Regions from separate parts of the Homo sapiens genome. Here all the other regions are linked to region 5. The links are chromatin loops, found by intact Hi-C in ENCODE. Cell type or tissue: dorsolateral prefrontal cortex. All regions are shown on one strand. Region 1 overlaps KCNH1 (potassium voltage-gated channel subfamily H member 1). Region 2 overlaps KCNH1 (potassium voltage-gated channel subfamily H member 1). Region 3 overlaps HHAT (hedgehog acyltransferase). Region 4 overlaps KCNH1 (potassium voltage-gated channel subfamily H member 1). Region 5 overlaps HHAT (hedgehog acyltransferase).

Evidence for each region. Peaks named below come from ENCODE experiments on the same cell type or tissue, not always from the same donor. Only the 100,000 strongest peaks of a DNase experiment are listed, where the experiment ranks them.
Region 1: it touches region 5 in a loop (2.9-fold over the local background); 39 of 110 quality-filtered maps call a loop at or near these places.
Region 2: a loop joins it to region 5, with 9 times the contacts of the local background. A loop is called at or near these places in 4 of 110 quality-filtered maps.
Region 3: it touches region 5 in a loop (8-fold over the local background); 33 of 110 quality-filtered maps call a loop at or near these places.
Region 4: a loop joins it to region 5, with 3 times the contacts of the local background. A loop is called at or near these places in 15 of 110 quality-filtered maps.

Annotation. Positions count from the first base shown.
Region 1 is chr1:210,947,723-210,951,722 of GRCh38, reverse strand. All of the region lies in intron 6 of KCNH1 (potassium voltage-gated channel subfamily H member 1), which reads left to right. Among named protein-coding and RNA genes, the nearest start is that of KCNH1-IT1, 180 kb to the left of the region's middle. RefSeq lists a silencer at 1,462-1,756. In dorsolateral prefrontal cortex, a CTCF peak has its summit at 1,595 (motif pointing right); DNase peaks (open chromatin) are centred at 260 and 1,601; H3K27ac peaks cover 1,469 bases.
Region 2 is chr1:210,848,425-210,852,424 of GRCh38, reverse strand. The region is part of intron 7 of KCNH1 (potassium voltage-gated channel subfamily H member 1); the gene reads left to right. Among named protein-coding and RNA genes, the nearest start is that of KCNH1-IT1, 280 kb to the left of the region's middle. In dorsolateral prefrontal cortex, a CTCF peak has its summit at 1,600; a DNase peak (open chromatin) is centred at 1,734; H3K27ac peaks cover 3,458 bases.
Region 3 is chr1:210,446,569-210,450,568 of GRCh38, reverse strand. All of the region lies in intron 7 of HHAT (hedgehog acyltransferase), which reads right to left. Among named protein-coding and RNA genes, the nearest start is that of HHAT, 120 kb to the right of the region's middle. In dorsolateral prefrontal cortex, CTCF peaks have their summits at 1,872 and 2,075 (motif pointing left); a DNase peak (open chromatin) is centred at 3,960.
Region 4 is chr1:210,933,105-210,937,104 of GRCh38, reverse strand. The region is part of intron 6 of KCNH1 (potassium voltage-gated channel subfamily H member 1); the gene reads left to right. Among named protein-coding and RNA genes, the nearest start is that of KCNH1-IT1, 200 kb to the left of the region's middle. In dorsolateral prefrontal cortex, no CTCF peak of the experiment used is centred here; no DNase peak of the experiment used is centred here; H3K27ac peaks cover 681 bases.
Region 5 is chr1:210,582,173-210,586,172 of GRCh38, reverse strand. The region is part of intron 9 of HHAT (hedgehog acyltransferase); the gene reads right to left. Among named protein-coding and RNA genes, the nearest start is that of HHAT, 260 kb to the right of the region's middle. In dorsolateral prefrontal cortex, CTCF peaks have their summits at 1,415 and 1,615 (motif pointing left); a DNase peak (open chromatin) is centred at 1,582; H3K27ac peaks cover 2,677 bases.

The DNA of each region.
Region 1 (4,000 bases), 370 kb before region 5:
ATAAATAATAATCGTAATAAGGGTTTGATATTTTAATAAAATTACACCATTACAGAAAAAGCATAATCTACTGGATTTTATCCTATTACCAATACGTTTTTCTATGCCTGAGGAAAGCTGATCCCGTTAACCCCTGGAACCATGACAAGAAGAGTATCTAGAAAGAAATGCTTCTGCTAGGCAGCGTTGTAAACTCAAACCGACAAACTGCCAGCAGATTGCATAGCTTCCAATAGCTAAACGCCAGAGGAGTGCGATCACAGCAGCTCTGGCTTGTTACATAAATTACATGCACAGCAGGTTCAAATGCTCCTAAAGCATCAAGAACGTTCTCCTTGACATATATTAGCATAAGTATTTCCATCTCATTTTCCCTCTGGATCTTATGCTTTACAAACCCTATCTGTAGTTTCCTCTTTATGTTTTCTCAGTTTTCCTGGATGCACGCAGGCTATGCCCCCTCACCCCCAAGCTACTCTTCGCACAGCACACCTGTATAGAGGGGGTCTGCCCCTAGTGGAGTTTCTGTCGTAGCCCTGTGGACAGAGCATGTCCACCCTGGTTCTTGGATGTCCTGAGTTGTGCTGTTTGAGTCTGCAGAGATTCTCACTGCACATTTAGGCTGAGTCTGTGTGGAAATACTCCCCTTCTCTCCGACTTTTAATTAAGAATGACTCTTTACCCATTTAACCTTTTAATGTCCTTTATAGCACTTTACACATTCAGATATAATCTTGTTAAACTTTTATTTTCTTTTGCTTATTTTTGTTTCTCCCACTAGAAGGTAAGTTCCATGAAGGCAGAGATCCTGTGCTTTGCTTAGTGTTGAATCTCCAGGGCTGGGCCTGGCACTTGAGGCCACTCAATAAGTAGCACTTTTTAGCCAGTATTTGTCAGTTGTTTCTATATTAAATCGAAGATTAAAGTACATACTTCATAGAGTTCTTGTGATGATAAAATGAGATGATATATCTGTCACATGAGTTAATAGTCCCAATAAGTGGCCGGTGGTAATTGGACACATTCTGGAGCCCTTGTTGAGGGCCTGTCTTTAAGAAATCTAAACTGATAGCAAAGACTTGGAACCAACCCAAAAGTCCAACAATGATAGACTGGATTAAGAAAATGTGGCACATATACACCATGGAATACTATGCAGCCATAAAAAATGATGAGTTCATGTCCTTTGTAGGGACATGGATGAAATTGGAAAACATCATTCTCAGTAAACTATCGCAAGAACAAAAAACCAAACACTGCATATTCTCACTCATAGGTGGGAATTGAACAATGAGATCACTTGGACACAGGAAGGGGAATATCACACTCTGGGGACTGTTGTGGGGTGGGGGAGGGGGGAGGGATAGCATTGGGAGATATACCTAATGCTAGATGACGAGTTAGTGGGTGCAGTGCACCAGCATGGCACATGTATACATATGTAACTAACCTGCACAATGTGCACATGTACCCTAAAACTTAAAGTATAATTAAAAAAAAAAAAAAGAAATCTAAACTGAGAAGTGAAGTGACAGCAGCTGTCAGCTTCCCACTTGCCCTCCCCTGCCTGGGCACTAGGTGGCACTCTGGAGGGAGACCAAGAAGAGGCTGTTACCTGGTGTTCAGAGAAGAATGAAGGTGGGAGAGAAACTGACTTATTTATACATCTGTTTTTGTTCTTGTTCTCTTTGTGTCTGTGTGGCTTGGCAATCTTTTCCTCACTGGCTTCTAGTTTTAGAAGTATACTCTGTTTGATTAAAGCAGGTTTCACATGGTTGATTTGCCGTTTTTCCATTCTTTCTTTTAAATATCCTCCTTATACCTAGCTGATTGATTCATAGCATCTTCGTATAATGTTATCTCATAATGTTGTTGCCAAGGCCTGGAATTGGAGTGAGCGGCTCCGTGTTTAGAATATAATTACTTTGCACCAGCTTGGAATGTGCCAAAATAATGACCAGATGAACAATTATAATGGGCGATATAGCTAATTGTGGCAGATCAGCAGAGAACACTGATCATATCACTAAAATCAACAGCAGAAACCTGGGCATTGGCTGGTGCAACCGATTCATTGCATTTATGAAGTGCTGTTTTGCGTGTTCCCCTCTAAGAGGAGCCAGGACCTGTGGGAGGTGGAAAAGTAGCAGAGGTCATGGGTGCTGCCCTTGATGTTACTGTCATGTTGGGAGAGAAAACAGACTGGGACGTAACAATTGAGGACTGTGTTAAAACAACAACAACTATGTTCACTTTGCTTAATAAAGCAAAGGGGTAATCTCTTTGGATGCAGGAAGACTTCTTGGAGTAGGTGAGCTTAGGGTTTGTTCTTGAGGCAAGTGGTAAGATTTGGGCTGACAGGGTTAAAGACATCGGAAAGGAACTTGAAATGCCAAAGCTGAGGAATAAGCAAGATGTGTACTGGGCTCCTCAAGGAGAGAAGGGTTGTGACACCTTGGTATATGGGACATGTGTTTGCAGAGGACAGAAGGGCTAGCTGACTCATGTTTGAATCTGAGGTTGGTCGGTTTTGAATTACTCTGGCAGTCCTTGGGGAGTTCATGGTATCTTTTTTCCCTTTAAGTATAAAAGGCTATAACAGCATTAAAGAAAATTATAATAAAAAAATTGTTCATTACATATCACTCTATCCCAGGAGTCAGCAAACTACAGGGCAAATCTAACCCACCATTTGTTTTTGGACACCCCATGAGCTAAGAATGGTTTTTACTTTTTTGAATAGTTGATGAAAGTCAAAAGAGAGGGATAATATTTTGTGACATGAGAAAATGATATGAAATTCAAATTTTAGCATCCATAAATAAAGTTTTGTTATAACCCGGGCATGTTTCTTCATCTGGATATTTTTTTCTTTTTTTTTTTTTCCTTTTTTTTGAGATGGAGTCTTGCTCTGTGGCCCAGGCTGGAGGGCAGTGGCGTGATCTCGGCTCACTGCATGCCTCCTGGGTTCACGCCATTCTCCTGCCTTAGCCTCCCGAGTAGCTGGGACTACAGGTGCCCACCACCATGCCTGGCTAAATTTTTTTTTGTATTTTTAGTAGAGACAGGGTTTCAGTGTGTTAGCCAGGATGGTCTCGATCTCCTGACCTTGTGATCCGCCCGCCTCAGCCTCCCAAAGTGCTGGGATTACAGGTGTGAGCCACTGTGCCCCACCTCCATCTAGATATTTTCTATGGCTGCTTTTGGACTATAATGGCAGCATTGAGTAGTTGTGACAGAGACTGTATGGCCAGCAAAGCCTGATGTCTGGCCCTCTACAGAAAATGTTTGTTGACCCCTGCCTTAACTCAATGATTTTTCATTTCTGCTTATTTCCTTCCTGTCTTTATCTAAAATGTGCACATAATTTACATAGCCATATTCATTTTTGTCTACAGCTTTTCTTTGTCAAACATTCTTCTATAGTAGTCATCATAACTAATTTTAATGAGCATGTATTTCTGTACTGCTTTATAATGTAAAAAATGCTTTGTATCCATTATCTTTTTTTTTTTTTTTAAAGAGACAGGGTCTTACTCTGTTGCTAGAGTATCACAGCTCACTGCAGCCTTGAACTCCTGGGCTTCAGTGATCCTCCCGTCTCAGCCTCCTGAGTAGCTGGGACCACAGGCATGTACCACCACACTCGGGCTAATTTTTTCCTTTTTTTTTTTTTTAATAGGGATGGGGTCTCACTATGTGGCCCAGGCTGGTCTCAAACTCCTGAGCTCAAGCAATCTGCCCCCAACCCCTACCCCAAAGTGCTGGGGTTACAGGCATCAGCCACCATGGAGGGCAATTATCTCGATTTATTATGACAAAAACTCATGTGATAAGATGGAGTGTTCTCATTCCATGGAACTTTCATAGTGATTAAGTGATATGCTCAAGATCACACAGATAACAAACAAGTAAAGCCAGGATTTCTGATCCCAAATCTCTTATTCATTTTACTTTTCTGATAACTTATAATTTTTGCCCAAGCTAATTTATTTTTAAT
Region 2 (4,000 bases), 270 kb before region 5:
TTGACTGAGGGCCTACTATGTGCTAGGCACAGCACTGCAGCTTTGCAGGACTTGGTTACTTTTCTTGGCTGCTCCCTCTCCAGCCTTCTCTCGCACCACCTCCTCTTGCTTCCCAAGCTCCCAGCTCCAAACACTTGAGCTTCTTTGAGCTTTTGAACATGCCAAGCCCCTCCTTCCCTCTGGGCCTTTGCCTATGATGTTCCGTCAGCCTGGAATCCCCCTTCTCCACTGTTTTCTCTGATGGCTTTTCCTCCTCCCTCACACATACTCCCCTTAGAGATGCTTTCTGTACCTCCAGAGGGAAAAAGCCTCATTCTCCATCATGCTTTCTTTCTAAGCACATTGTTTTTTTATTCTTCCAAACACTTCTAATTTGTAAATATATATTTGTTTCCTTATTTACTCTCTTTCTCTTCTGTTAGTCTTTAAACTGTGTGGGGGCAAAGGCCAAGTCTGATTTGCTCACCAGAATATCCTTAGCATTTAGCATGATTCCTGGCATGTAGTAGGCAGGGACTCAGTAAATACAGTCATGTGCCACATAACATTTCACTCAACAACAAACCGCGTAAAGGATGGTGGTTCCCATATGTTATAATACCATATTTTTACTGTGTCTTTTCTATGTTTAGGTATTTGTAGATACCCAGATACTTACCATCGTGTTATTATAGCTTACAGCATTTAGTACAGTAACAAGGCGTACAGGTTTGTAGCCTAGGAGCAACAGGCTATACCACATAGCCTGAGATTATAGTAGGTATCCCATCTAGGTTCATATGAGTATACTCTATGATGCTCACACAAGGATGGGATCACCTAAAAATGTATTTCCCAAACTGTGTCTTATTGTTAAGTGACACAAGATGGTATTTATTGATTTTTGAATAGGTATATCTCCAATTGATGAAACTAAAGGTCAGAGAGGTAATGTGACTCTCAAAGTTACCCACCTAGTGAATGGCAGAGGTATGACACTAATCTAGTTCCTGACTCTCAAATCCAGTGTTGCTTCACTTTACGGTGTCGTGTGACATTTATTTTAAGAACATAGCTTTCCTACCACACTGTTGGGATGATAGAAGTAGGTTATTTTGGCTGTAATAGTTATGTCTTAGCTCAAGAAATGAGAAAGTGAAAGAACAAGGTACCCAAACACACTAGACCAAGAACACTTTGAGGGAGACAACAACATGTTCTCTATTAGTTGGGAGCTTCTTGGGCTCAGGAGTCATCACTTTCCAAAGGCTGGCAGTGCTGTGACCAGAGAGAATCATTTAGCATTATTTAGTCAACTCAGAGAGAAAGCTGGATTAACTCCTTTTTCTGTGTCCCAGAGCAGACAGCACATGGCTTTGTCTTCTGAGGATACGTGGGCCATGAAGACAAATATTGAACAGCTCTTTAGGTGAGTGAGAAGGTTGATTTGGCAGCATGAGAATGCAGAGAGCTGCCTGCTCTCTTGCTGTGCCTGAAATGACCTTTTTGTGCATGAAATGAGAGATACTGAGCATGGCTGTTGGAGGCCAGTAGGCTCTAAAGAGGTAGAAGAGACATCTGGAACAAGCTCTAGAAAGTAGGCTTTTGATCTCCCCCAGGATGCTGATAAACAAAGCCTATTTTCCCTTTCCTCTGATGAAAAGCTTTATTGTGGCTTTCACTCACTGTGAATCATGATGTTAGAGTGGCATTGTTCTGCCTCTTGGCTTGCTGTTGAGACTGCTGTGTCAGGCCTGAGCTGGTGCCCCAAAGTCCCTCCAGAGTTCTTGCTTTGCCAAGGCCAAGCTAGCAGAACTGTGGGAGGAGTGATAGGCCTGCACATCTCCAAAGCCCCCTTTGGATTCAGCAGTTAATTTCTGGGTTCTGCATTTAACACAGATCCAAATGCTTTTTTAAAAAACATTTTTTCTTTTTGAGACAGAGTCTCACTCTGTCATCCAGGCTGGAGTGCGGTGACAGGATCTCGACTCACTGCAACCTCCGCCTCCCGGATTCAAGCGATTCTCATGCCTCAGCCTCCCGAGTAGCTGGAGCTACAGGTGCGCGCCACCACGCCCAGCTACTTTTTTTTGGTATTTTTTTTTTCTTCAGTAGAGACTGGGTTTCACCATGTTGGCTAGGCTGGTCTTAAATCCTGACCTCAAGTGATCCATCTGCCTCAGCCTCCCAAAAGGATGGGATTACAGGCCTGAGCCACCGCACCTGGCCCCAGATGTTTTTAGATAAAAGTTAATTATTTGCTTCATCTCTTCCTGCTAATCAGTGTCTTTCACAGCTCATGTATGAGCCTTGCACTTAGAGCTGCAAGTGTGCAAGTGACCTGCACACTTAGAGCTAGGGGAATGGTTACATTCTATCTAGTTTTGCTCATGATAATTTTGGTCACGAAGGAGATGCTAAAATTTTCTTTTTTTTCCCCACATTTTATTCTTTTTTATTCTGTAGATTTAACATGTCAATTATATCTTTATTTTTATTTATTTATTTTTTAAAATTTTATTATTATTTATTGTTCCTTCTAAGACACACAGTGCTGTGGTTTACCATGTGCTCCATGGACTTACACTTAAATCACAGACAGTAACAGCAGGAAGGGATTTATTGGTCATCTTTTCAAGGAGTTTCCACCCTGGGCTGTGGGCAAGTTTGGGAAAGGGGTGGGGTAGATGGAGCTCCTTCTTCTCCCATCTAAGTAGCTATTCTTTGTTTTACATATTGAACTTCTATTTGAATTGTTGCTTGATTAAAAGGCTCATGGCAGCTGGGCACAGTGGCTCATGCCTGTAATCCCAGCACTTTGGGAGGCTGAGGTGGGCGGATCACCTGAGGTCGGGAATTTGAGACCAGCCTAACCAACATGGAGAAACCCCGTCTCTGGTAAAAATACAAAACTAGCTGGGTGTGGTGGTGCATGCTTGTAATCCCAGCTACCCAGGAGGCTGAGGCATGAGAATCGCTTGAACCCGGGAGGTGGAGGTTGCAGTGAGCTGAGATCATGCCATTGAACTCCAGTCTGGGCAAAAAAGAGCAAAACTCCGTCTCAAAAAAAAAAAAAAAAAGAAAGAAAGAAAAGCACACACACGCAAAAAAAGGCTCATGGCTTAAAACCATGGTTTGACAAACTCTATTCTAATTCAAATCCTCCAAGGAGGCAATGGTAATCCAAATGAATCCTTACAGAAATTCTTAGAGGGAATTCTGTTGTTTTTAATTTTGTCTGAATTGTATCCATATAGTAGAATGTTTATAGGATTCTGTACAAGTATATGTATATTTTAATATGCACACATAATACACATACACATGTATGTATATGTGTAAGGCCAGGTTCCAATGCTCACATCTTTAAAGAAGGAGTTGATATCCTTCTATCTAGAAGTAATCTTGCATTGCCTTTTAGTGTACTACTTAATCTTTTTTTCTCTTAAAGTTATTTTACTTTGCCTTGAATTGTAATTAGTTGTGTACATTTCTTTCTCTGCTATACTCTAAGCTTTTTAAGGTCTAAGACACTTAACTCTTTACCTTTGTAACCTCTATAACACCTAATAATGTGCTCTGCCACACATGCAATTAAGGAATCTGTAGTTTATTTGAGAAGAATCATAAAGTAGAAAAAAAATTGAAATGGGGGCCCAGTTGGTAAGATGTTATTATGAAGTCAAATATATAGTATATTATTATGAAGCCAAAATTTCATGCTTGGGCCTCATAAGAACCTAATTTATTTTTCATACAGAAAAATGTCACGTGACCAAGATTCTATCTTGACCAACTATCTCGCAGATTTATGCTGTTATTCAAAAGATGGGACAGAGAAGATGGTACTTATGGCTCAGTGCAAATTAACTTCCATCACTGAAAAAAACAACTTTAGTTATAGGGCTTATCATAGAAGGCCAGTAATGTCAGTGATATAAAGGACTGCATGTGGGTGAGACGCTAGAGTCCACTCTTGCACTAATGATCTAGAACGTAGATTGTTAACATGGACTATTGA
Region 3 (4,000 bases), 140 kb after region 5:
CGGTAGCTCATGCCACTGCACTACAGCCTGGGCAACAGAGCAAGACTCCATCTCAAAAAAAATTTTTTTAAAAATAAGATACAAAATAATTTTTTAATCCTTCAGAATAGGAAAGTTGCACTCAGAACATCTTCCCTTTCACAGAAGAAATGTTTGAAAAGCAGGATGTATCCAAGGCTCCAGTGATCTATGCAGATCTTCCATACATTTTCCCCAGTTGGCACCCTTCCCAATAGCTTTAATGGCCATATCCTCACTGTTTCCCACCCCCCCCACCTGAGACGCAGTCTTGCTCTGTCGCCCAGGCTGGAGTGCAGTGGCGCAATCTTGGCTCACTGCAACCTCTGCCTCCCAGGTTGAAGCAATTCTCCTCCCTCAGCCTCCCAAGTAGCTGGAATTACAGGCGTCCACCATCATGCCCCGCTAATTTTTGTAGTTTTAGTAGAGATGGGGTTCACCATGTTGGCCAGGCTGGCTTTGAACTCCTGACCTTGTGATCCAACCACCTCGGCCTCCCAAAGTGCAGGATAACAGGGGTGAGCCACCACGCCAAGCCCATATTCTCACTGTTGAATCCCAAATACGTATCGCTAACTTTGATATTTCCCCCGAATTCCAGAACTGTGGATGCATCCTCCCTCTGGAAATCTCCACTTCCTCTCTGTCCCTGTGGCCCGACACAGCACCTGGCACCCAACATTTAGAGAGCGAATTAGCGAGTAGAAATTTCTTTATGGAGACCTAATGAAACTTTGATGAACTGATGTGAATTAAATGACCATCACTTTTTCAATGATCACAGTTACATTTGAGGAAGGTCAGCACTTACATAACTCACAATCATCTAGCCCGTCTAGCCTCCCTTAATATGCCCTGTGTCACAAAATTAGTAACAGTTTAGGACTGGAACACTCAGCTTCTCTCTCCCAATGAAAAGTAATTCATTACAGCCATGAAGGAGCAGAGGGAGGCTCCCTCTAAACCTGAGGACTCAGGGGAAGCAGCTCAGAAGTGAGATGTTTTGGAGGAATTAACTAGGTAAAGAAAACCTGAAGCAATGGCATAGACAAAGCATGAAGAAATGAACCATCCCAGCGCAGCTGGGGAGGAAAAAGTGTAGACGGGAATGGTGATGCAACTTCAGCGACGGGAAAGGCATGATCAGAAAGGGTCACACTCGTCAGCCACGAAGCACGACTTTATAGAGGAAGACCTGGGAAATCAAATAAGAAAATTATATGATTTATTTTGTGTTTTTGAAAGATTGGTCTGTTTAGAAAAAAAAAAAAAGTAGAGGATGAGCTTTGTTCCTAAGGGGGGAAAAGGCAGAAAAAGGAGCTAGATAGAGAAGACAGAACAGCATGGCCAGAGGCCAGAGTCTGAGTGTCAGACATGGCAGAGGGACCCGGGAGGTCCGACCACCAATTTTAAGCTGCTTGTGGAATTGTCTCCTAAACCTTTATTAAAGTCCTCTAACACACGCTGCATCTAAATGATTTTTGTTGGTGGTTGTGTGTGTCATGCATGGTGTGTGTGTACAAATTAAGAAAAATAGCCAAATGCCACATGAGAGCCAGGGTGATGTTCAGTGGGGACAGTGATATGATCCCCAAACAGAACCAATTCCATGTATGCATGAGGTGAGGGACAGAAGCGGTTCAGGAATAAATGTCTCAGGACAGCACTGAGCCCCGCTCCATCTAGGGAATAGAGAGTCAGGTCCACCTTATCTAGAAATTAAGGGGCTGGGAGACCCTCACTGCTGAAATCCACTGACAATCCAACCTACAGCCTATATATAAAAACATGTTCTACATAAAATCTGAAAACTAGAGTAAGTTGAGAATTTTTTTAATTTCACAGGAAAATTTAATGAAAAACAGTTTAAAGTAAGATTCAGGGAAATCATGAAAGCTGGGATGAGAATGGCTACTTTGGTAGACTCTCTCTCTCTGGTCTAGAAGCAACACCCATCCTGCCTCCTCCAATCTCAATACTTCGTAAATTGCCCTGGAGAGGCTGAATATTAGGCTAATTTGGTCTAATTTGAATTGCTTAAATGACTAGCTATCTTTTACTGCCACCTCCTGGCCCCTTCTAGTATGTCTACCCTAAACTATTACGCTAAGACTGATAAACCCTCATATGCACACACAAAATACCAATTACATTCAAGAATCTCTTAATTGCTGGGTGCAGTGGCTCACGTCTGTAATCCCAACACTTTGGGAAACTGAGGTGTGCAGATCACCTGAGGTCAGGAGTTCAAGACCAGCCTGGCCAACATAGTGAAACCCCGTCTCTACTAAAAATACAAAAATTAGCCAGGCATGGTGGCAGGCGCCTGCAGTCCCAGCTACTCAGGCAGCTGAGCCAGGAGAATCACTTGAACCAGGAAGGCAGAGGTTGCAGTGAGTACTGAGATCGAGCTACCGCATTACAGGCTGAGTGACAGAACGAGACTTCATCTCAAAAAAAAAAAAAAAAGAACCTCTAACCAAATAAACTGTCAAATTAAACTATCACCACATTGCAGATGGAAAGTTATGCTACCGAGTGGGAGTCCCTGATCGAGGCAGCTGGTCATCCAGCCACATCCCCTTCAAGGTGGCTGTACACTGACAGTCACCTCAGCCAGGGTCTGGGTCCTCCGCTTTGTGGGTCAGGAGCCTCATCTGTCAGCACCCTGAGACAGATCTGTGTCTAGGGGTAGACACACATTAACCCAGCTCATAGAGACAGATCTATATTACCAGAATGTGGGGCCTCGTATCTTCTCTAAGTCAGCCACATAAGAAGTCAAATTATGCACTCAGAGAGCTTGGTGAGAAAGAAATCAGGGCCAGGACACTGGCCCTGGTTCAAGAACCTGGATCTTCAGTGACTTCAAGCTCTGAAAGCTGGAGGCACCTGTCTCCTCCACAGGGATATTCTGCCACCTGACATGACAAAGCAAATTGCTGAACCAGGACATCTTTCCTCAGCCAATGCTTGACTGGGAATTGTCAGGATTTGCCTTTTGGATGTTTCCTTGTCTAATTCTGACTAAACCAACTCCCTTTCTGATCGGCAAAATCTTTCCAAGGGTATGATTAAAGCCTCCAATTAAATTATCCTCAATCAAGTGCGCACCAAAATACATGTTTCTAATCCATCGTGCACTGATATAAAAGTCTTCTCTCTGTAGTGGGCTGTATTTTCCCTTTTTCCAAGCTTTGGAAGCACCCTATGGTAGTCTCCTGTAATTACTTGTAATAAACCAGTAGAGATAATGTCCATTTGTTGAAAAGCTTACAGACAGCTTGCACATCTACTGTCACAGCTATTCCTCTCAACCACCATATGAGGTTCTCTGTGTAAGTACTATGATTCTTATTTTACAGATAAGTACACTGAGATTCAGAGATGATAAGTGGTTTTCCCAACGTCACAGAATTAGTGGATATGGGGTTAAGACTAAAGCTCAGATCTTCAGACCCCAAATGAGTCTATTGAGGATACTTGCTTTTAACAACCTATAAAGGGGTTTAGCCTGACCCGCTGCACTACTCATATATTCAACAAATATTTATGGAGTGTCAATTATTAGCTATCTATTGTTTTAGGCAGTGGGGACACCATGACAAACAAGTTCACTAAGGTTCCTATGTCCATGGAACATAGACTCTGGGATGGAAGGCAGACAAAAGAGGAAAATTTCACATGGCAATGAGTCCTACGCACAGAAAAAAATCTGGTGATGCAGAACGCTGGTTGTCTGTTTCTCTTTGAGTCACCAAGGACAGCTTCTTTGGGGCAATGACATTTAAGCAGAGATGGGAATGACAGGAAGTCATATGATGACGAAAGGCAAGAGCATTCTAAGATGAAGGAACAGCTCATAAAAGCGCCCTGCGGTGGCACCATGCTTGCTCTTTCTGAAGATGAGCAGGAAGCCCACAGTGCAGGAGCACAGAGGCCGGGGCAAGGGTGGGAGGAGATGAGTCACGGTGGCAGGTGC
Region 4 (4,000 bases), 350 kb before region 5:
AAGTTTGGCAGGGCAAATGTGGCAGGAGGGCAGGGAGCAAGGTTGTTAGAGTGGTGGGAGGAGAGTATTCTAAGTGATGTAATTAACAGAGTCTAGTATGATACAAAAGGAAGTGGAATCTGCAGAGTTGATAGCTGGAAATATAAAAAGAGATGAGGAATAGAGATATCAAAGAGAAGCCAAAAATTAGGTAGGATGGGGATAAGGGAAAAAGAGTGGGAGGAATGGAAAGTTGCACTCATCATGTAGAATGCTAGTGTGTAAGATTTCAGAGTTGGAGTGGTTTCCAGTGATGATGTGGAGTAAAGGTAAAGATCATTGGCAATGAGGAGGTCAAAGAATAGAGTGTTGAATGATTTTTCCTCATGGACATTAAAGTTTCCCATGCTGACAGCAGGAGATTGGCTGGGAAGCCAGGATAAAAGATTCAGGGGCTGTAAGGGAGGGGCCAAGAAATTGGTATGCAAGATAATTAATGAAAATACTAAGTCTAATTTCTGGCATATTTGTAAGCATTAAACAGATGTTACCCATTCATAATTAGATAGCAGTAAAGAGGGTGTGGTATTGCTCAATGGCATGAATGTTAAGGGAGAGGAGAATTTTGGGTTTTGAGTGCCAAATAGCACTTCTTTGGAAGATGCAAGTGTGGAGCTTGAAAAGTCTCTACTATTAACTCCAGGATGTAAGGGAGAAGAGGGAAAAAGCAGGGTGCTGGCGGAAAGCCAGGTTTCAACTAAATCAAGAAGGTGGTGAGAACAACCTATGAAGATGTTGAGGCTGGGAATTTCTCTACACATGAAGATGGGTTCCAGAGGTCTCAGAGGGAAGCATCGAAAAGGAGGTCTTTAGCTGGAGAAGGATGCAGGGAAAGAGTAGTGATGAGTAATACGGGGTTGAAAGCAATCAGGAAACTGTAAAAAGAGGTTACCTGCAGAATTTGCTATGGATGCGATTGTGTCTCCATACAGACCTGGAAGCCTGTCAGAACTATCTATCAACCTGAAAGACTGAGTGGTTCTTTTCAGCAACACATTGTCATCAGTCTGTGACTGTTATTTCCCTGTCTATGGCAGAAAAAATAAAATCGAGCAGAGAATTGGTTAACCTGGCTAGATGAGAAGACAATGTAAAGCCCAATTTAAAGGAATGCTTTATTTAGGCCAAGTGAATGGCTAAAATTTGATAGCTTGCACACAGATGAATCTATTAATTGCTAAATGTCCATTTCAATTGAATTGCATCAGTATAACTACAACAGAGTTTACTGAGATTTACCAACGCATTCTCTCCGGTCGTAGATGTTGGCCTTCAGGGATAAAGCTCACTAAAATAGGTTCTCACTGTCTCTTCATCCATATTGATCCAACTTGAAATTCTTGATTGTTCATAATTGCAAGTTTGTGTTAAAGAACTCTATGGAATTATTTGAAATGTGAGGTAGGTTTTCTTTTAACATTATTTTTAATTGGCACATAACCGTTCATTTTTATGGGGTACAGTGTGATTTTCAATACATGTAATATAATGTGTACTGGTCAAATCAGTGTATTTAGCATATCTGTCACCTCAAACATTTATCACTTCTTTGTGCTAGGAACTCTTTTAGCTATTTAAAAACATATAACAACTTATTAATTGTAGTCACCCTGCAGTGCTATAGGGTACTAGAATTTATTGCTCCTCTCAAGTTGTAATTTTGTATCCAATAACCGAACTCTCCCTATTCCCTCTCCCCTTCTCAGTCTCTAGTAACCGTTATTTTTGCTCTCTACTTCTATGAGAAACCTTTTTATCTTCCATATATGAGTGTGAACATGTAATATTTATCTTTTCATGCCTGGTTCATTTCATTTAACATGATGTGTTCCAGGCTCATCCATTTGTCATCCTGCAAATGGCAGGATTTTATTTTTTTTTTTATGGCTGAATACTATTCGTGTGTGTGTGTGTGTGTGTGTGTGTGTGTGTGTGTGTGTGTGTGACATTTTCTTTGCCCATTTATCTGTTGATGACACTAAGGTAAATTCCATATCTTAGCTATTGTGAACAGTGCTATAGTAAACATGAGTGCAGCTATCTCTTTGACATACTGATTCCCTTTCTTTTGGGCATAACCCAGCATTGGGATTGCTGGATCATATGATGGTTCTATTTTTAGTTTTCTGAAGAACTTCCTTACTGTTGTCTACAGTGACTGAACCAATTTATATTGCTTGTATATATACAAGCAATATATATTATTTATAACCAATTTATATTATCTTGTACACCAATAGTGTACAAGAGTTCCTTTTTCGTCTCATCCTCACTAGCAATTGTTATTTTTTATCTTTTTGATAGTAGCCATTCTAACTGCAACGAGATGGTATGTCATTGTGGTTTTGACTTGCATTTCCTTAATGATTAATGATGTTGGGCATTTTTTCATATACCTTTCAGATCATCTGCCAATTTTTTTTTTTTGAGACGGAGTCTTGCTCTGTCACCCAGGCTGGAGTGCAGTGGCACGCTTTCGGCTCACTGCAACCTCCGCCTCCTGGTTTCAAGCGATTCTTCTGCCTCAGCCTCCCAAGTAGCTGGGACTACAGGCGCAAGCCACCATGCCCAGCTAATTTTTGTATTTTTGGTATCATATTGGCCAGGCTGGTCTGGAACTCCTGACCTCATGATCTGCCCACCTTGGCCCCACAAAGTGCTGGAATTACAGACGTGAGCCACCGCGCCCAGCCCATCTGCCAATTCTTAATCAGATTATTTTAAATGTTTTGCTGTTGAGTTCCTTGTATATTCTAGATATTACTTAAGGATATTCATCCTTGTTGGATGGAGAGTTTACAAATCCATTCTTTAGGTTGTCTCTTCACTCTATGGATTGTTTCCTTTGCTTTACAGAAGCTTTGCAGTTTTATATAATCCCATTTGTCTATTCTGGCTTTTGCTACCTGTACTTTTGAGGAGTTACCCATAAAATCTTTTCCCAGACTAATGTCCTGAAGCATTTTCCCTATGTTTTCTTACAGTAATTTCATAATTTCTAGTCTTAGATGTAAGTCTTTAATCCATTTCGTGTTGATTTTTGCATATAGTGAGAGATAGGAGTCTAGTTTCATCCTTCTGTATATGGATATCCAGTTTCCCCAACATCATTTATTGAAGATACTGTCCTTTCCCCAATGTATGTCCTTGGGACCTTTTTTGAAAATAAATTGGGTGTAAATACATGGGTTTATTTGTGGGTTCTTTATTCTATCCATTGGTCTATGTGTCTGTCTTAATGCCAGTACTATGCTGTTTTGGTTACTATAGCTTTGTAGTAAATTTTGAAGTCAGATAGTGTGATGGTTCCTGTTTATAATAGTCTCTAATGATCCTTTCTATTTCTGTGTTATCCATTGTAATGTCTCCTTTTTCATTTCTGATTTTATTTACTTGGGTCTTATCTCTTTTTCCTAGTTGGTTTAGCTAATGGTTTTGTTGATTTTGTTTATCTTTTGAAAAAACCAACTTTTCATTTCATTCATTTTTTGTATGTTTTTAGTCTCTATTTCATTTATTTTTGTTCTGATTTTTTTTTTAAATTTTATTATTATTATACTTTAAGTTTTAGGGTACATGTTCACAATGTGCAGGTTAGTTACATATGTATACATGTGCCATGCTGGTGTGCTGCACCCATTAACTCATCATTTAGCATTAGATATATCTCCGAAAGCTATCCCTCCCCGCTCCCCCCACCCCACAACAGTCCCCAGAGTTTGATGTTCCCCTTGCTGTGTCCATGTGTTCTCATTGTTCAATTCCCACCTATGAGTGAGAATATGTGGTGTTTGGTTTTTTGTTCTTGCGATAGTTTACTGAGAATGATGATTTCCAATTTCATCCATGTCCCTACAAAGGACATGAACTCATCCTTTTTTATGGCTGCATAGTATTCCATGGTGTATATGTGCCACATTTTCTTAATCCAGTCTATCATTGTTGGACATTTGGATTGGTT
Region 5 (4,000 bases):
TATACCTGGCTTAATAGAACAACTGTATAGGTAGGCAGGCTAAAAATAAAAACAACTTATCAGGCAATAAATCTTTTAAAAGACTCTATGATAAAACTGTGCCACTGGACAAAGACTCTCTCCTTGACTAAACTTTAGTCAAGCTCCTCTAAGCTCTCTAGGCCTCAACCTTGGTGTCCATCTTTATTGTAGCAAGAATCCTGCTAAGTCAGTTTAGAACGAACCCCCCACCTGCAATATCTGATCATGCTCCATCATCTGGCCAAATTCTTCATCACCTACTCTTGGTGTCTGATCACCCTGGCTGCCTTCAGGAGGAATCCTGTTAGGTCTGTTTAGCCAGAATCCTCCTATTTCCCAATGTTTCCTCTTAATATTCCACTCAATGACCCCCACCTTGCTCCTTGGCTATATCCCCCTTATCCAAGCTGTATTCAGAATTAAGCCTAGTTCTGGCTGGGTGCAGTGGCTCTTGCCTGTAATCCCAGCACTTTGAGAGGCTGAGGCGGGTGGATCACCTGAGGTCAGGAGTTCGAGACCAGCCTGGCTAACATGGCAAAACCCTGTCTCGACCAAAAATACAAAAATCAGCCAGTCATGGTGGTGTGGGCCTGTAGTCCCAGCTACTTGGAAGGCTGAGGCAGAAGAATCATTTGAACCCGGGAGGAGGAGGTGGAGGTTGCAGTGAGCTGAAAACATGCCACTGCACTCCAGCCTGGGTGACAGAGCAAGACTCCGTCTCAAAAAAAAGAGTCCAGTTCCATACTGAGGTCTCTTTTCCCCTATTACAACAGTTCCCAAATAATTTTTTTTTTACTGCTTCAACTACTACCTATCTCTGGTTTTTCTTTAACATCCTCCACTCTCAAATGTGTTCCAGTTTCCAGTTTAGATAATAAATTATTTGATCACCTTAGATAATCCCATTTTATGGGTGAGGAAACTGAGGTTGAGAAATTAATTTGCCCAAGGTACACAGCTGGGAAGGAGAAAGACAAAGATGCAAATCTGCATCTGTACAGCCAACTTACTGCTTCCATTACAACCCTGGGCTAATTTTTAAAGTCCTCTATATTTCACCCCAATCAGGAACAATTAAACTTGAAGGCATGTGAGAATGTAGCAGTTTCAGAAATAAGTAAAGCAAAGCCAATACTTTCCTTTGTGCAAAAACAGGACCATCTTGACAATCAAATTAGCAAATAGGCATCAAGCACTCACTACAGATTAATGGATATTCCACCTGCTGTTGAGCATGTCTTTAGGCCTTCAGGGAATTCCTGGCATTATGGGAAACAGACATGACTTTGTTCTTGCTATAAGGATGGGCAAACCTGCTTGTGAAACAATAGCAAACAATTCCCATCATTAAGCTATGTGACATGGTACAAAGTAGACCACAAAGGTTCCAGAGTGCAGGGGAGAAGGGTGTGAGTGAAGACAGTGGGGCAAAGGAGGCTGAAGGGCGAAGGCTCTCATTCTGACAAGGCCAAGAGGATGAGTTTTGCTAGGCAAAGAGAAGGTTGGGCACTGAGCCAAGGACACAAACGAGGGGTTGGATGACAAGTCAGAAAAGCCTGACAGCCCAGGGCACAGTAGTCTTATCCGGTGTTCTGCTGCCCCCCAGAGGCTGCTTGGTCATTGGTGTAGAATACTCAGCAGAGGCAAAAAATGGGCCACAATTCACTGCCTCCTACCTGCATGGAGGTAACTGCTGGCCCATCATGAGGCTGCCCTTAACTTTACGTAACCAGTGTTGTATGTAAAAATAAAATAGGGTAATCAAACCTATTGCAAAAGGATGAAGAACGACTTCTCTTTAAGGAAACTGTACAGATGGCTGTTTTATAAAACAGATTATCAAATGCTCTCTTCACCCAAGAGAAGAGATTTTTTTTTTAATCTTATCTCACTATATAAAAGTGAGCTGCAGCTGGGGACAGTGGCTCACGCCTGTAATCCCAGCACTTTGGGAAGCCGAGGCTGGGGGGTCACTTGAGGTCAGGAGTTCGAGACCAGCCTGGCCAACGTGGTGAACCCTGTCTCTACTAAAAATACAAAAATTAGCCAGGCGTGGTGGTGCACACCTGTAGTCTCAGCTACTCGGGAGGCTTAGCCCGGGAATTGCTTGAACCTGGGAGGCGGAGGTTGCAGTAAGTACCACTGCCCTCCAGCCTGGGCAACAGAGTGAGACTCCATCACAAAAAAAAAAAAAAAAAAAAAAATTAGCTGCACTGTATATGTCAGAAAACCATAGCACACAAACCTCTCATTCTCCACACCAATGGTACTTGATCTTAGATTCAACTCCAAGGAGGACATGTTTTCAAGCTTGTGATCAGGAAGCATCTAGCCCCAAAATTACATGCCCAGCTATTTTGGGCATCTCCTGGAACCATGGCTGTTACTTTGCCTTCAAAATGACAGCCAACAAAAATCTCTGAAAATTCCTTTTATTCCAGAAATTCATATATGGCAGGTCTCCAAGGACATGAGGCTGTTTGTCTCAAACCAGAAGAGGGTATAGCTTCAAGACTGGAAGATAAAAATCCCTTCTTTATTCCTAATTTATAGAAGACAGTACGTGTGGTAAAAAGGAGAGCAAACAGGTTATTTTCTTTTACAAATTCTACCATCTTCTGTCAGTTCCATGATTAATAAAAACAGAAACATGTCTCTTTTTTTAGAAAAGCAATAGTATGAAACTGCTTACTAAGATTTGCTGCACAATAAATTGATTTCCCAATGGAAGAAAGCAATCAGCACCACCTTCTCAGCAAAGCAAAACTAAAAAGATTGCTTCTCGTCAGTGACTATGTCAGGTTGAGTCTTCACGAAGCCTGCCTCTGCCTGGCCGGCTTCGCGTGGTCACTGCTTACAGAAAATGCTGCAGCCACCTTCTTAATTTAAAAGCATCTCACTGAATCAATGCACCACAGCAAACCCCCAACTCAGGAGGAGGAATCTATATAAATAGTAGACAGTATTGATGACTTCTACCCTTTACTGAGTGCCCATGCACCAGGTGCTTTATGCATACTATTTCTAATCATTAAAACAACCCTCCAAGGAAATAACTAGGCCTATTTTATATAGGAGAGGTAAAATCTGCTCCTAGAATGTTGTAGTTCCAGAAACCCCAGGGCTGGGTGCTTTCACTGATATATTTCTCGTTTAACCAAATCTTCAAAACAGTCTCCACAGAAACATCCACTGATGTTTTATTAACTGAAAAATGTCCTTTCTAGGAAAGAATTCTTGCTCAAGAGAATAATGATTACAATTTACAAAGGGATTTAAGCCAATGAGCTCTGTTAGCCACTGTTCAGTGTCAGAAGACAAGAGGTATAACTTCCGCTTTTGAACAGACTAAGTAGTTGCCCTCTGTCCCACAAGCAGAGATAACACCTGCTATCTCAACTCCCTGACATCCTGCAGACGTCTGCCTGTGTCAGAAGTGGGGCATAAAAAGTTGGTGGCTAGGGTGATGCTGAGTAGAGGTACACAAAGGGAGAAGAAAATATCTAGCTCCCTCATACCTACTATGAAAAACAACACAAATATACGCCCTACAGTGGGAGACAGGGGTGGTAACAATCCATGTGGTAAACGCATTAATCTTAAAATCGCAACACTTCTTTTTTCCAAGGACCTATACAATAGCTCCTTGGCTTGCTACATTATCACCTAACTCTATGACAGACTAATCCCAGACCCCAACAAAGTATGAAGATGAAGCACCAGACACTGACAGACATGGCTTTTACTACGGTTTCCTGCACTGAGCCGAGGTGGGCTTGCTGGTTTCCTGTAATCACTTACCCATTCCTCGGCCGGGCTGGGGCAGGCAGTTGCTGACATCCTACTCTAGCTCCACCTTAACTTTCCACCCTTATTTCCCTTCTCCCCACTTGGCTTTGGTGACAAATCCTAAAATCCTGAATAAAAGAGGATTTGACAGCTCCGTGCCTTTGGTCATACCATTTTCACATCTAGAAGA